Linked DNA regions of Homo sapiens: region 2 is linked to region 1. The links are chromatin contacts, found by Hi-C or POLR2A ChIA-PET in ENCODE. All regions are on one chromosome and are shown on one strand. Each heading gives the region's core, a stretch centred on a gene start or an enhancer-like site at or near the end of the contact. The rest is flanking DNA. Distances are from core to core; before and after follow the strand shown. Region 1 has its middle 14 kb from the start of TUBA1A. Region 2 holds the start of TUBA1C (tubulin alpha 1c).

Evidence for each region. A loop is a pair of places that touch in the nucleus more often than their neighbours do. ChIA-PET counts read pairs that join two places held with the same protein, here RNA polymerase II (POLR2A). Pooled maps may share reads with other maps.
Region 2: a loop to region 1 is called in a pooled map, with 7 times the contacts of the local background. The contact joins the promoter of TUBA1C here to the enhancer-like site in region 1. A Hi-C loop is called at or near these places in 6 of 50 pooled maps. POLR2A ChIA-PET finds 5 or more read pairs at or near these places in 14 of 52 experiments (A673, AG04450, Caco-2 and 11 more).

What each region holds. Positions count from the first base shown.
Region 1 is chr12:49,199,227-49,206,834 of GRCh38, reverse strand. No RefSeq gene overlaps it. Among named protein-coding and RNA genes, the nearest start is that of TUBA1A, 14 kb to the right of the region's middle. Within about 2 kb of position 4,779, at least 14 of the 41 ENCODE cell types and tissues checked have a DNase peak (open chromatin) inside an H3K27ac peak, as active enhancers do; they include A673, IMR-90 and PC-9, where a contact is called at or near this core.
Region 2 is chr12:49,260,574-49,268,181 of GRCh38, reverse strand. TUBA1C (tubulin alpha 1c) reads right to left here and starts at 3,100. Exons shown (of 4, transcript NM_032704.5): 1 at 2,998-3,100. The coding sequence starts at 3,000. RefSeq lists silencers at 2,471-2,684, 3,039-3,298, 3,339-3,778 and an enhancer at 2,749-2,908.

The DNA.
Region 1 (7,608 bases), core at 3,530-6,029:
ATGCAAAGTATACTTTTAACAATAGATGGATGGTCAACAAGTTTGGAAAAATGCTGAACTAGTGGACCATATATGATCTGCTTTACAAAATCACTAGAAAAATCTAAATGTAAGTTTAAATCTATATTTAGCATAAAAAATTATGCCAGAAGGCCTTAATTAGGATTAGAAGGATTAGAATTTAGGCTGCTTGGGTTTGAACTCTGGCTTTATTATTTACTTGGTGACATTTGGCAACTTAATTAAACTTTTTGTGCCTCAATTTTGTCATCTGTAAAATGGGATTAATTATAATATCTATCTCTGAAAGTTGTGGTGAAGAATAAATGAGTTAATACAAATATAATACCCAGAACACAGCCTGGCACATAGTCATAACTTTAAAATGTTAGTTATTATTATAGATGTTCTCAGTTCATTTAGCAATACAAGTCAAGATTTTTAAATCCTATTTTTCTAATAATTACCATTTAAAGTCAGATCGTAAGGCTTCTCACTTGTTGTAACTAAACCAGTCATCTACAGATTTCAATAAAGATCCTTTAGGTAATCATCTCAGAAATGAAAAGCTAACCACAAACACTGTAATGAGAAAACTGTGCTATTCCTGCAACCTGCTTTGTGCCTTTTTTTGTAGGCAATCCGGATATATCCAATCTTCTGAAAAGATTGGATCCTACTATAGCCTGCCCTGTGTTAGATGGTGAACATAATTTCTAGCAAGTTTTGTGTTTGAGGGCGCGTGCAATACTCCCCCATTTAACGAAAGTTGTGTTAGCACATGTCACTGAGCAAATGACTTCCTTCATTTATATGATTTGAGAAATCCAGCAAGATGATGCCAGGTGACACAAGGATGAACTATGCTTCATTGAAGTTACACTGATGACATATTGCTTTTATTATTTATTTATTTATTTATTTTGAGACAGATCTGTCTGTGTTGCCAAGGCTGGAGTGCAGTGGCACGATCATGGCTCACTGCAGCCTCAACTTCCTGGGCTCAAGTGATCCTCCCATGTCAGCCTTCAGAGGAGCTGGGATTACAGGCACATTGCTCTTTAAGAACTCCTCTCCTAGTGGTTTTCTGCTAAAATGTTTATTTATTTTATTTACTTATTTTGAGATGGAGTCTTGCTCTGTCGCCCAGGCTGGAGTGCAGTGGTGCGATCTCGGCTTACTGCAACTTCCACCTCCCTGGTTCAAGCAATTCCCCTTCCTCAGCCTCCTGATTACCTGGGATTACAGGCTTGCACAACCATGCCCGGCTAATTTTTTTTTTTTTTGTATTTTTAGTAGAGACGGGGTTTCACCATGTTGGCCAGACTAGTCTCGAACTCCTGACCTCAGGCAATCTGCCCTCCTTGGCCTCCCAAAGTGCTGGGATTATAGGTGTGAGCCACTGCGCCTAGCCTTCTGGTAAAATGTTAACTGGCACTGAGAGAGAAAGAAAGGAAAAAGTCTTGATTTGTAGCATTTGCCAATTTCCATGATGTAAATGTTTCTATCATGGCCCATTTCAGGCCACCAGTGTGATATCACTGAACACTGAGTTGGGAATGGGTGTATACACCTGATTCTCAGGAGTCTTCCAGGTAGGCTCCAGGACACCACCTGCAAGTGACTATTTCATGTTTTGTGCTCAGTGTGTATGTAAGAAGAAATGCATTTTAAAATGGAAAAAAAAAATATGTATTAAATGTTTCTTTGTGCTAAGAATACCAATGCAATGGATTTTTTGATTATGCAAAGGGAAAGCCAAGATTTTCTTCTGAAATGAAGATGTTGAGACAATATGGCTCCAAGGCACTGAACCAAGCCTTGAAGAATGTGAAATGCTGCAGTCCTCTAGACAGTTCTTCTAAAAACACATTCTTTATTAGAATGAATTAGAATTAGAATTCAGGCCACACATGGTCCCTAAAATGGATCTCCTGCTCTTATTAGATAAGAAAAGGAGGGGAGAAGATCAGATGAATGCAGGAAGGCTCTAGGGACAAGTTTTTGCCTCACACTGAAAAAGAACTATCAGGTCGACTGGACTGGCATCACAGAGCCCAGTGGGAACTATCCATCTAAAGACACCATGGAGGTCTTCCAGATTGAAGCACCTAGAGTTGAGGAAATCCAAGGATGGGGAATTGTTAGTTCTAGATGATCATCCAGGTAGGGCCCTGTGGGAAGGCCCAGCCCCAGAGTGAGCAGGCATTCCGAGTCACCATTATCCTGTAAGGGGACAGAGGGACTCTAGAGCCTGTGTTCCTCACCCTGACACAATACTGTACTGCACAATTTAATTCCATATAGAAAGCTTTCTCTGTTACACAAAATATGTAAAATAATGGTTAAGGGATGTTGAGCGGTTTATTCAAAAAAATAATAATAATAGGCCAGTCTCAGTGGCTCATGCTTATAATCCCAGTAGTTTGGGAGGCCAAGGTGGGTGGATCACTTGAGGTCAGGTGTGCAAGACCAGCCTGACCAACATGGTGAAACCCTGTCTCTACTAAAAATACAAAAATTAGCTGGGCATGGTGGCATGCATCTGTAGTCCCAGCTACTCCAGAGGTTGAGGTAGAAGATTGCTTGAACCTGGGAGGCGGAGGTTGCAGTGAGCCAAGATTGCACCACTGCAGTCCAGCCTGGATTACAGAGTGAGACTCCATCTCAAAAATAAACAAATAAATAAATAAAATAATGGTTGAGAGTCAAACACTAAAGCCAGATAGACAAGTTTGCATTTTCATTTTGTTACTTATCAGCTGTAAGAGACCTTGCTTGGACATACTATTTTAATTAATTTATTTATTTAGAGACAGAGTTTTGCTCTTGTTGCCCAGGCTGGAGTGCAATGGCACGATCTTGGCTCACAGCAACCTCTGCCTCCTGCGTTCAAGCAATTCTGCCTCAGCCTCTGGAGTAGCTGGGATTACAGGCATGTGCCACCATGCCCAGCTAATTTTGTATTTTTAGTAGAGATGAGGTTTCTCCATGTTGATCAGGCTGGTCTTCAACTCCCGACCTCAGGTGATCCGCCCGCCTTGGCCTCCCAAAGTTCTGGGATTACAGGCGTGAGCCACTACGCCCAGCCATACTATTTAAATTTAAACCTCAGCTTCCTCAACTGAGAAAAATAGTGAATATAATTGTATCTACCCCCTAGAATTATTTTGAGGATAAAATAAATGATTAAATTACATAATGAATACCAAGTATTTATGAAGCGGCTATGTTGTCTGGGGTATATACCCTGGGGTACTCCCATACCCTAACTATCTGCCTAAGTGATTTTTTCTTAACTCCCGTATTACTTATAGACTTCATTAGGTGCTGTAATCACAATAATAAATATCTCAGCTGGACGTGGTGGCTCACACCTGTAACCCCAGCACTTTGGGAGGCTGAGGCAGGAGGATCGCTTGAGGCCAGGAGTTTAAGACTAGCCTGGGCAACATGGTGAAACCCCAGTTCTACTAAAAATACAAGAAATTTGCTGGGCGTGGTGGTGCATGCCTGTAGTCCCAGCTACTCAGGGGTGTTGAGGTGGGAGGATTGCTTGAGCCCGGGAAGTTGAGGCTGCAGTGAGCCCTGATTGTGCCACTACACTCTAGCATGGGCTACAGAGTCTCAATACATACATAAATAAATATCTCTTCAGATACTCTTTTGGAGTATAGGCACCTGAAAGAAGTACATATTTATGTCATCTCAACATTAATCTTTTCTAAATTTCAGCTCAGATTTGCAATTCTTTCCCATTTCAGAGCTGTAACTATCTACCTCTGAGTAGAAAACACACAGGAAACAAAATATTTGTACAGGATGGTGTAAGTAAGTTGTATTGACTTGGGGTTCATGTAAGACCCAAAAAATTGAGTTTTGAGAGATGATTTCAGTCGTTTCTGGGGATGACACTGATGTGGATCTTTAATCGGAATATTCTAGACTCTTCTGTGGAAATAGTATCATCATTTGTACCATGGTTCTGTGAACACAAAGGTGATCTCAAGCTGTCAGCAAGTGTTGATGCCTTAGAACTAGAAGTCACCTAAAACTGGTGAAATATTTCTTTTCTCTGCTCTTCATCTGATTTATTTTATTTTATTTTTAACTATTTTTTATTTTTTATTTATTTATGTTTTTTGCGATGGAGGTTCGCTCCTGTTGCCCAGGCTGGAGTGCAATGGCATGATCTCAGCTCACCACAACCTCTGCCTCCCAGGTTCAAGCGATTCTCCTCCCTCAGCCTCCCGAGTAGCTGGGATTACAGGCATGTTCCACCATGCCCAGCTAATTTTGTATTTTTAGTAGAGACGGGGCTTTTCCATGTTAGGCTGGTCTCAAACTCCCGACCTCAGGTGATCCACCTGCCTCAGCCTCCCAAAGTGCTGGGATTACAGGCGTGAGCCACCGCGCCCGGCTGTCTGATTTATTTATTTATTATTTTATTGGTTAAAGCTGATGACGCTAGGATATAAATCTTATTTTAATTAAACCATCACAATGTCCACTCTGCTCTGCACGGAAAGATTGGCATTGATGAAGAAGAAGCTGAGGATGAGCTCTGTGTGAAGCCTCCATTTTACACAGATTTTCACTGAACACAAGATGAACCGTCTTCTATAAAACCACTGGGGATGATGTGCGCTGGATTTTTTGCAACGATTTTTATCTCTGGTGTTTCTGGCACTGACTAAGGTTTCAGGCAGACAGAGGCATGGAGGACCTAGCGACAATCACTAGGGAGCTTCCTGGTTGCTAGCAACAGTAAATACCATGAAGACACAATGACACAAAGACTCAACTTTTCACATACACACAATGAGACCTGGAGCCTGGTTTCTTATTTCAGATACAGAGTCCTTGAGATACAGTACAAAGGCTTCTTCTCTCTCTCCTTTGTATTAAATTTTTTAAATTGTGTGCAGAAACACATACTGCCCAAGAGCCTATATGACCATCTTGCTGCTCAATTTGTCTAAGAACACTTGTATTCTAACCTTCCTCTCAGTACTGTCATTTTTTTACTATTTTGAGGGAGAAATAGAAGGAAATAAGCTGTTTATCTGACTTGGGGATTTTAAATTATGTGTGACTTTGAAAAACTCATTTGTAAATACCTGTCTTCTGTAAGAGTTATAATTGATTTCCACTCTTCTGAAAATATTCAGAAAAACTATCTGAAAGATCTTCTTCTCCAAGCTTATTCTCTATTTTGTTTTTAGAAAAGGTAGAAGCATACAGAATATGAAATACAGCACTGGCAATTTAAGGTTTTTCCATGACTCATTCAAGGAAATTGCATAATAGCCTTTCCCTGCCAAGTTCACAGACTCTTCTCAAATACCTTGCAATTTTCCTTATTCTATTCCTTTATTCCTCAACCTCATCTCTCTTTCCTTCTTTTCTATGTGCCATTAACTTTTTTCTCTTTTCTCTAAGGCTGTAAAACTCTCTAGGGTATAGTCATGTGATAGGCAAGGTGACAACGGAAATTTGAAATACCCCCAACCTTGCTAGTCTGTCTCCTAGCAACTGTATAATACGTTGCTTAGTAACATGGGGGTGAGAGTGAAGTCGCTCTTACAAATCTAAAAATACTGAAATCATTTTAAAAAGATTAATAGTGGGCTTATTTATTAAAATATACTAAATCCATAAATAGTCTTGCCATATAAGGGACTTATTTCAGGCTATGCTATCTTGAGTGAAACTCTACATCTCTTATAATCTGTAGACAGTACTAGAACAACAGATTGCTGTTCACATAAGCAGATGAAGGAAAAAACCCACAGCGTTCTCTAAGCCTTTCTCTTCTACACATGTATAATCAAAGTTTACATCCACAGGGAAATGGAGAAATGTTTGCTAAATGATCTTTTAGGCTAGGCAGATGAAGAAAAAGCTAGGCAGCTTTTTCTAAGTTCTCTTTTGCCTGTGCATAATTGATTTCTAAATCTAAAGGAAGGTGGATCCAGCATTATCTCCAGAGAAGTTTAAAAAAAAAAAAAAGAAAAAATATTTTAAAAAGGGAATATGGAGAGACATTTCTTAAAATGCTCTTTGAGGCTAGGCTTCACTAGGAGTTGTGTCTTTAGGGTTAACAACCATAAATAAAGTAATTTTCAGTAAATTTATCGAGCGGATATCAGAATTTAGAAATAGCTGAACCACATCAAGCACACTAAAATTGTTTAGCTCAAAAATGATAAATTATTAATTCTAGGAGAGTATTATTTACTGAATTAGACCTACTGAATCAGACTCTCTGGTGGAGGAACTGGGGATCCATATTTTAACCAGCACCCCAATTACTTCAGCACATTTAGGAAACACTGGTGTACATGATCATTCCAACATGTTATAGGGGGGTATCTTCTATTTTAGTCTTAGATTTATGCCTGTAACACTTGAAGAGGGAGGTTCAAAGCCCAACCTAAATATTCTGCCACGTCCTCCCCTTGATGTAGGCCCTTTGGCTAATAAGACTGGTCAAGGCTGGGCGTGGTGGCTCACGCCTGTAATCCCAGCACTTTGGGAGGCTGAGGTGGGTGGATCACCTCAGGCTGGGAGTTCGGGACCAGCCTGGCCAAAATGGTAAAACCCCATCTCTACTAATAATACAGAAATTAGCTTGGTGTGGTGGTGCACGCCTGTAATCCCAGCTACTCCGAAGGCTGAGGCAGGAGAACCACTTGAACCTGGGAGGCAGAGGTTGCAGTGAGCTGAGATCATGCCATTGCACTCCAACCTGGGCGGCAGAGTGAGACTTCCATCTCCAAAAAAAAAAGACTGGTAAAGCTTCAGAAGCCTCCTCAATTGTTCATTCTGCAAATGTTTATTAAGATAATTTTGAATTGTAATTGACAGAATTTAGTGATCAGTTAGGATTAACTTAAATGAATTAAAGTACTTAGAATAGTGCCTGGAACACAGTGTTATATGAGGTTATTATTATTATTTATTTTATATATATATATATATATATATATATATATATTTTTTTTTTTTTTTTTTTTTTTTTTTGAGACAGAGTCTTACTCTGTCACCCAGGCTGGAGTGCAGTGGTGCGATGTCAGGTCATAGCAACCTCCGCCTTCCAGGTTGAAGTGATTCTCATGCCTCAGCCTCCCTAATAGCAGGGATCATAGGTGTGAGCCACCACACTGGGCTAATTTTTGTATTTTTTGTAGAAATGAGGTTTCACCATGTTGGCCAGGCTGGTCTTGAATACCTGACCTCAAGTGATCAACCCACCTCGGCCTCCCAAAGTGCTGGGATTACAGGCATGAGCCACTGTGTCCAGCCGAGGTTATTTTAATCTAGCTTTGCAGACCAGAAAGATGGTGACAATGAACTAATATTAAGAATACAGGATCACTGAGAATATAAAATACAAGGAGAGAGATGGAGAAAAATAACAAATTCCATTTAGATATATTGAATTTGAGATGTGTGCAGGTTATCTGGGGATAAAATCAGTAAGAAATATAAGTCTTAAAGATGGAGGTGTGATGTATAAGACATTTTAAAAGTGAATTCTGACTTTTGTGTGACAAGCTGTATCTAAAAATGAACCAGTTCTAATTCCTCAGTGTTTTGTATCTG
Region 2 (7,608 bases), core at 1,851-4,350, 63 kb before region 1:
GGTGGCGGTTGCAGAGATCTCGCCACTGCACTCCAGCCTGGGCAACAGAGGCAAGACTCTGTGTCTGTGTCTGTGTGTGTGTGTCTCTCTCTCATAGATATATATTTATGAGGTGGACCAAGTTAATTTAGAAAGGCCAGAGGGGCCAAAGCAGAATATGGTTAGAAATTACCAAACCCACACCTGCTAAGTAAAATAAGGGAATAAACATAGAATCTGTACACACAGACTTAACAGGAAAACAAAAAGGGTGTTTGGCATTTCATCATAAGTCAGATTAGCCACTTTGGAGACTGGCAGAGCACTAAGTTCTCAAAGGACCTGGTCTCATAAGCCAAGAGATAATAAAAACCCTAATTACTCACAACCTTTGACCTCCTTCCCACCTACACTCCCCATGAAACAATCAAGGTCTCTTAACCACATCAGCAAGCTCAGTATCACCTGGGTCTACTCACCCAGCTCCAGGGGTGTGGGAGAACAGGAGTAGTTTGTTCTAATTAGCCCATGACTATTTACCATTGCATCATGTTTACCTTTTTGAGAAAAAGTCTCGCTCTGTCGCCCAGGCTGGAGTGCAGTGGAAACTCCGCCTTCCAGGTTCAAGCGATTTTCCTGCCTCAGCCTCCCAAGTAGCTGGGATTACAGGTGCCCACCACCATGCCTGCCTTATTTTCGTATTTTTAGTAGAGATGGGGTTTCACCATGTTGGCCAGGCTGGTCTTGAACTCCTGACCTCGGGTGATCTACTCACCTCGGCCTCCCAAAGTGCTGGGATTATAGGCGGGAGCCACCACGCCCGGCATCATGTTTACCTTTAACTGGACTTTGGAAACGCCCAAGCCCCAAAAAGCTGGAGATAACCAGATACCTGATCATGATGGCCCCCAGGCCCAAGGAGATAAAGTATCTGAGAAGATCCACTCATTCTAACAAATGCTTCTTCTGTTTAAATGCCGTTTCTATTTTGCGCCCGCAATTTTTCTTTCATTGCTCAGTCTAAACTGCCTTCTTGAAGCTTAGCAGGCAGTCAGCGGCCACTGACTTACCCTCCACTCTCCCCTGGCCACGTGGGAGAAAGTGAGGCACAGGTGGAGTCAATTGGTCTAGTGTTAACTGGATAAGCAGCTCTTACCTCTCGTTAAAAAACAAGAAAATTTAACCAGTGTTCACCTAAACCAGTCCGCTGCCGCTCTCCTGCTTTTTAAAGGGTCTCACTACTTTGTGAATCCCACTTTTACCAGTATCTTTTTGGTACTGCTTGAAAAGAAGCAATAAGTTGTTACAGTGCGACATATACATGTATTTACATTTGATTTTTATATTTAAATTCATGTACGTATTTTTGAGATAAGGTCTCGCTGGAGTGCAGTGGTGCGATCTGGGCTCACTGCAGCTTCCACCTCCCGGGATCAAAAGATCCTCCCACCCCTGCCTCCCGAGAAGCTGGGACTACAGGCACGCACCACGACGCCCAGATAATTTTTGTATTTTTAGTATAGACGGAGTTTCACCGTGTTGCCCAGGCTGGTCTCGACCTCCTGAGCTCAAGCGGTCCTCCCGCCTCGGACTCCCAAAGTGCTGGGATTACAACCATAAGCCATCGCGCCCGGCCTAAGATAGTTGTTTTCAATACTTCTGGAAGCTTTATAGAAAACACTCAAGTTACGTATAATTTCACGTTTCTTGAAAACTGAACTAAGAACACGTGGTACTAGTTTACTCTGGGGTTTGCGGGTTTTTTTTTGTTTTTGGACGGAGTCTTGCTCTGTCGCCCAGGCTGGAGTGCAGTGGCGCGATCTCGGCTCACTGCAAGCTCCGCCTCCCGGGTTCACGCCATTCTCCTGCCTCAGCCTCCCGAGTAGCTGAGACTACAAGCGCCTGCCACCACGCCCAGCTAATTTTTTTTTTTTTTTTTTTAGTAGAGACGGGGTTTCACCGTGTTAGCCAGGATGGTCTCGATTTCCTGATCTCGTGATCCACCAGCCTCAGCCTCCCAAAGTGCTGGGATTACAGGCGTGAGCCACCGCGCCGGGCCGGGTTTGCGTTTTTTTGAGACAGTTTCGCTCTGTCGTCCAGACTGGAGTGCAGTAGCGCGATCTCGGCTCAGGGAAACCTACGCCTCCTGGGTTCAAGCGATTTTCCTGCCTCAGCCTCCCGAGTAGCTGGGATTACCGGCGCGCGCCACCACGCCCAGCGTTTTTTTTTGTTTTTTTTTTTTTTTAAAGTAGAGACGGGGTTTCACCATGTTCGCCAGGTTTGTCTCGAACAAGTGCTGGGATTACAGGCGTGAGCCACTGCGCCGGGCCAACTCTGGTTTTATAAGAAAATATCCTTTTGTGGACGTGTTTTTAAACCCGGCTTAAGTAGAAAGCTTCAGCTATAAACCTACCACTAGATTAACACCAGAAATGCAGGATTAGGCAACGTGAAAGTTAATTATTCCCTTCCAAGGAGGTGCCTGCCTCCATTCTCAAGTGGACTGGCGCAGTTGGAAGCTCTCCCCAGGGCAGGGCCACAGGTGACTCAGCAGCGAGTCACTGGGCGCTGGAGAGGGGGAGCCAGGAAGTGCTGCACCGTCGGTGCGGGAGCGCACGAGGGCCTCCGGGGCCCAGTTTGTAAGGCAGTAGGAAGGAGAGGTCGCTTGAGAAAACGTGGGGAGGGATTTTTAGTTTAAGTTCTTGGAGGCCAATGAGCAGGCTCCCTGACCTTCCTCCCTAGGGCAGTAGCGGGCCCTGCGGGGAAAGCCCTCACTAGGATCAAGAGGGCTTTCCATTTCCACTGATGGCCGCACCCGGGCCAGGTTTTCCGGCCCGAACTGGTGTCTGCCAAGTGAACTCGACCTTCCAGCCCGGCCGCCACAAGCCAGGTTAACCGGAGGGGCCCGGGGTAGTCTGGAGCTGTCCTGGGCGCGGCCCGAGGTGCAGGCAGTAGTTTCCGGGCCCGCCGTCCCCTGGGACGCGCACTCTTCCCCAGCCCCGAGGGAACCCCACTCACCATGACTAGAACTTGAAGGGGTCTGCGGCGGTGAAGGAGGCGAAGGGACGGCAACAAGGATCTCCCACTAACAGACTACCAAGGAGTCCGGGGGAGAAGTAGTGAAAGGGTGGCCGGCCCCGAAGGGCCTTATATACCCGGTCCCCGGCCACGTGTCGGGAGGGCGGGCCCCAGACCCCGCCCCGTGCCGCTGCGGCCCCACCTTCGAGCCCTGGCCTGCGCCCGGCCGCACCCGCGGAGTGGGGGCGCGCGGCGCTGATTGGCGGATTCAAAAGTTCAAACCAAACTCGTCGGAAGGAGCCAGGAGCAGGAAGAGGAGGAAGGGGAGGAAGGGGAGGAAGGGGAGGAAGGGGAGGAAGGGGAGGAAGGGGAGGAAGGGGAGGAAGGGCAGGAAGGGCTCTGGGGCTGGAGAATGGGCCGGGACAGGGACAGAGGTGTCCACTGGGAGGAGGGAGCAGGCCGGACGTCTGCCCCGTCCCCGGTGGGTGCGGGGGCGTCAGGTGGGCAAAACCCCAGCGAGGGGAAGCTCCAGGTAAGAGGGCGACCGCGCCCAGGAGGGAAGCCCTTACTGCACCGCCCCGGCCTCGCCCCCGGTCCCCGCGGCTGCGCTCCCTACGCCGCCGGGGAGGCGCCGACGCCGGGACCAGGCTGCGGGTTCCGCCTCGGAGTCCTGGCTGCCGGGCACCCCGGCTGGGCCCGCGGGCGCCCGCTCCCCTCGCCGCTGAGGGCTGTCCAGAGAGAGGGCTTGCTCCCCACTCTAGGTCTGAATCACCACGAACGCGCCTTAAACTCTATTCCCACCTTTTTGGTTGCTTTTCCTTACGTCCTCTTTAAATGAGCCTTTGGCTTCTAACAGTCTCCTCCCGATAGGCGCAAAAGCAGTTTTTTCAGTTCATTAGGATAATGAATAGCTTACATTTTTTGATTGCTAACTATGCAGAGTAGTTGGCTTTTTTTTTTTTTTTGAGACGGAGTCTCGTTCTGTCACCCAGGCTGGAGTGCAGTGGCGCGATCTCAGCTCACTGCAACCTCTGCCTCCCGGGTTCAAGCGATTCTCCTGCCTCAGCCTCCTGAGTAGCCGAGACTACAGGCGCGTGCCACCACACCTGGCTAAATTTTTGTATTTTTAGTAGAGACGGGGTTTCACAGTGTTAGCTAGGATGGTCTCGATCTCTTGACCTCGTGATCCGCCCGCCTCGGCCTCCCAAAGTGCTGGGAATACAGGCGTGAGCCACCGCGCCTGGCCGAGTAGTTGGCTTTTCATATCACATGATCACATTTCATCCATATGACAAACTCTATGAATTATTATCCCTAGTTTACAGATGAGGAAAGTAGAGCTCCGAGGAATTAAACCCTTCAACACTAACTTGTACTGCGTCATACTAAATGTGCCTCTCTGACCATCTCTGCCAAGGTTTCTCAGAAGCGCCTTTTATTTCTGTTGTTTTTGTTTCTCTGCAACTCTATCATGTTATCTTAGCTCATGAATTCCTTGACCATCTCTGGGAGATACAGAGTTTATGGAAATATTGAGGGAACAAAAGTGAATTTTCTGGCCGGGCACGGTGGCTCATGCCTGTAAGTCCAGCACTTTGGGAGGCCGAGGCAGGCAGGTCACTTGAGGTCAGGAGTTCAAGATATACTTCAACTCACACATACAAAATGGCCCTTGTGGAACATATGTGTAGAGATTTTAGTCTTAGTAGAGCTTTTCAACTTTTTCATTCATTCCCCAGATATATTTAGCACAGTATCCGAGATGCTTAGGGAATATGTTTGTGAGCAAAACTGATGGCTCTGCCTCATGGAGAGGGAATAGGGAAGATAGGGAAGTGGGAGTGGGATAGGGAAGAAAAACAACCAACAGGCCTGGCGCAGTGGCTCAAGTCTGTAATTCTGGCACTTTGGGAGGCGGGCGGATCACTTGAGGTCAAAAGTTTGAGACCAGCCTGGCTAACACGGTGAAACCCCATGTCTACCAAAAAATGTGAAAATTAGTCGAGCATGGTGGTGCACACCTGTAATCCCAACTACTCGGGAGGCTGAGGCAGAATTACTTGAACCTGGGAGGTGGAGGTTGCAGTGAGCAGAGATCGTGCCACTGTACTCCAGCCTGAGTGACAGAGACTCTGTCTCAGAAAAAAAAAAAAAAAAAAAAGAGTAATTCTCTTGTACTTTAAATTAATTTTAAGCATTGGGATCCATATTTAGATTTGCTGCCCTCTGCTGGAATTTTTTGGGGAAAAATTTCCTGGGTAGACAGTTAAACATTTAACCTTTATGTTAACAGATCTTTATGAGTCTAAAAATTACAGTGTAAGGAGAGGCAGAAACTGGACTTACTTTTCAGTTGACAGTTTCCAGAATTCACCAAAAATATGCTAAATTATTATTATTATTTTGACATGGAGTCTCGCTCTGTTGCCCAGGCTGGAGTGCAATGGCATGATGTCAGCTCACTGCAACCTCCACCTCCCAGGTTCAAGCAATTCTCCTGTCTCAGCCTCCCAAGTAGCTGGGGTTACAGGCATGTGCCACCATGCCCAGCTAATTTTTGTATTTTTAGTAGAGATGGGGTTTCACCATGTTGGTCAGACTGGTTTCAAACTCCTGACCTCAGGTGATCCACCAGGCTCAGCCTCCCAAAATGCTGCGATTACAGGCATGAGCCAGTTTGCCCAGACTATGCTAAATTATTAATAGGGTGACAGAAGACACGGTTCAGTGATCAGCCTTTTTTTTTTTTTTTGCTATAAAACTTTTTTTTTTTTTTTTTTTTTTTACACAGGGTCTCACTCTGTCACCCTGGATGGAGTGCAGTGGTGCAGCCTCGACTTTTTGGGCTCAAGCAATCCTCTTGCCTCAGCCTCCCAAGTACCTGGGACTACAGGTGTGTGCTACCATGCCTGGCTAATCTTTTTTTTTTTTTTGTAAAGATGAAGTCCCACTATATTTCCCAGGCTGGTTTTGAACTCCTAGGCTCAAGCAATCCTCCTGCCTTGGCCTCCCAAAGTGCTGGAATCACAGGTGTGAGCCACCACGCCTGGCTAATATATAACTTTGGATGGACATTTCCCCTCCTCAGGGTCCAGGTTTTGAATGTGCAATATGAGGAGATTGGACAGGATCCTCTGTAAGGCCCTTACAGCCCTAACATTCTGTGATGTGTGACTCAAAGTTTGTGGGGTTCATGTGAGCTCTACAAATATGAGCAAAGGAGAAAACATGCTTCCTCAGTCAACATCTTGACTGAAGAATCACCAGAACATTAGATAAATAATTACAGATGGGGCTTTCGTTGTAATCTTACAATGCTTTAGGGAAATAAGCGTTGCATACCTACTGCAGCTTTCTTGGGCTTTAAATGACCATATAGCATGTTCACAAAACATCACAAAACATTAGTAAAGAGAAAAGAATTCAGATAAAACTGAACCTTATTTTTTTTCAGCCTAACTCCTGTTTTCTTTGCTGAGATACTAGTAATGCTGAAGTATTTGTTTGTGTTCAGTTACAAATTACATGATACAATTAATGATGTAGGAATATTTTGTGCTTATGTAGAAATTTATAACAAAATGTTTTCTACTGCAATAGTGCCTTGGTAGAGTTTTTATAAATGAGTTTTTACAAAGGTATTTATTATGGAACTGTGGAAAATAAAGTCCTGAGACTTGAAATAATTTACCCCAAACCACAAGAGATAGGAGTCAGATTAAATACCTACAATGACAGTTGTCTCTTTTATTCTAGGTTCTTCCTCAGCCTGTTATTGGCTCTAGTTAACAGGGAAAGGGAAGTCCTAGAAAAGTCATTTATTGAATTTGTAGTCCTATGGTAAGGTTACTAATGTAACAAGAAAAAAAATTTACCCTACTTTTAACAACCCCAAAGGACAGCTAGGACTCTGCAGTTGAACAACCTTCTTTACAATAAGCATTTTTTTTTTTTTGAGACGGTGTCTCGCTGTGTTGCCCAGGCTGGAGTGCAATGGCGCTATCTTGGCTCAGCGCCACTGAGCCCCAGGCTGGTCTCAAACTCCTGACCTCAGGTGATCTGCCTGCCTCGGCCTCCCAAAGAGCTGGGATTACAGGCATGAGCCCCTGCGCCCAGCCTACAATAAGCATTTTTTAAGATTTATGCATTTCAGCCAGGTGAGGTGGCTCATTTCTGTAATCTCAACACTTTGGGAGGCCAGGGTGGGCAGATTGCTTAAGTCCAGGAGTTCGAGACCAGCCTGGGGCAACATGGCGAAACCCTGTCTCTATGAAAATTAAAAAAAAAATTAGCTGGACATGGTGGTGTGTGCCTGTCGGCCAGCTACTCGGAAGGCTTTAGTGGGAGGATCACTTGAGCCTGGGAGGCTGAGGCTGCAGTACGCCAAGATCATGCAACTGCACTCCAGCCTGGGGGGAAAACAGACCCTGTTCCACCCAAAAGAAATAAAATTATGTATTTCAAGGCAGTTTGTTTTTTCTCCTTTTTTATGCCTTGTATGTACAGAATAGCAGGACATTACTTTCTAGGTAACATGTTATTTTATTTTATGGGAAAAACAGTCCTTGGATCCTTTAACTTTTATTTATTTCTCTTTTATCCCACAAATGT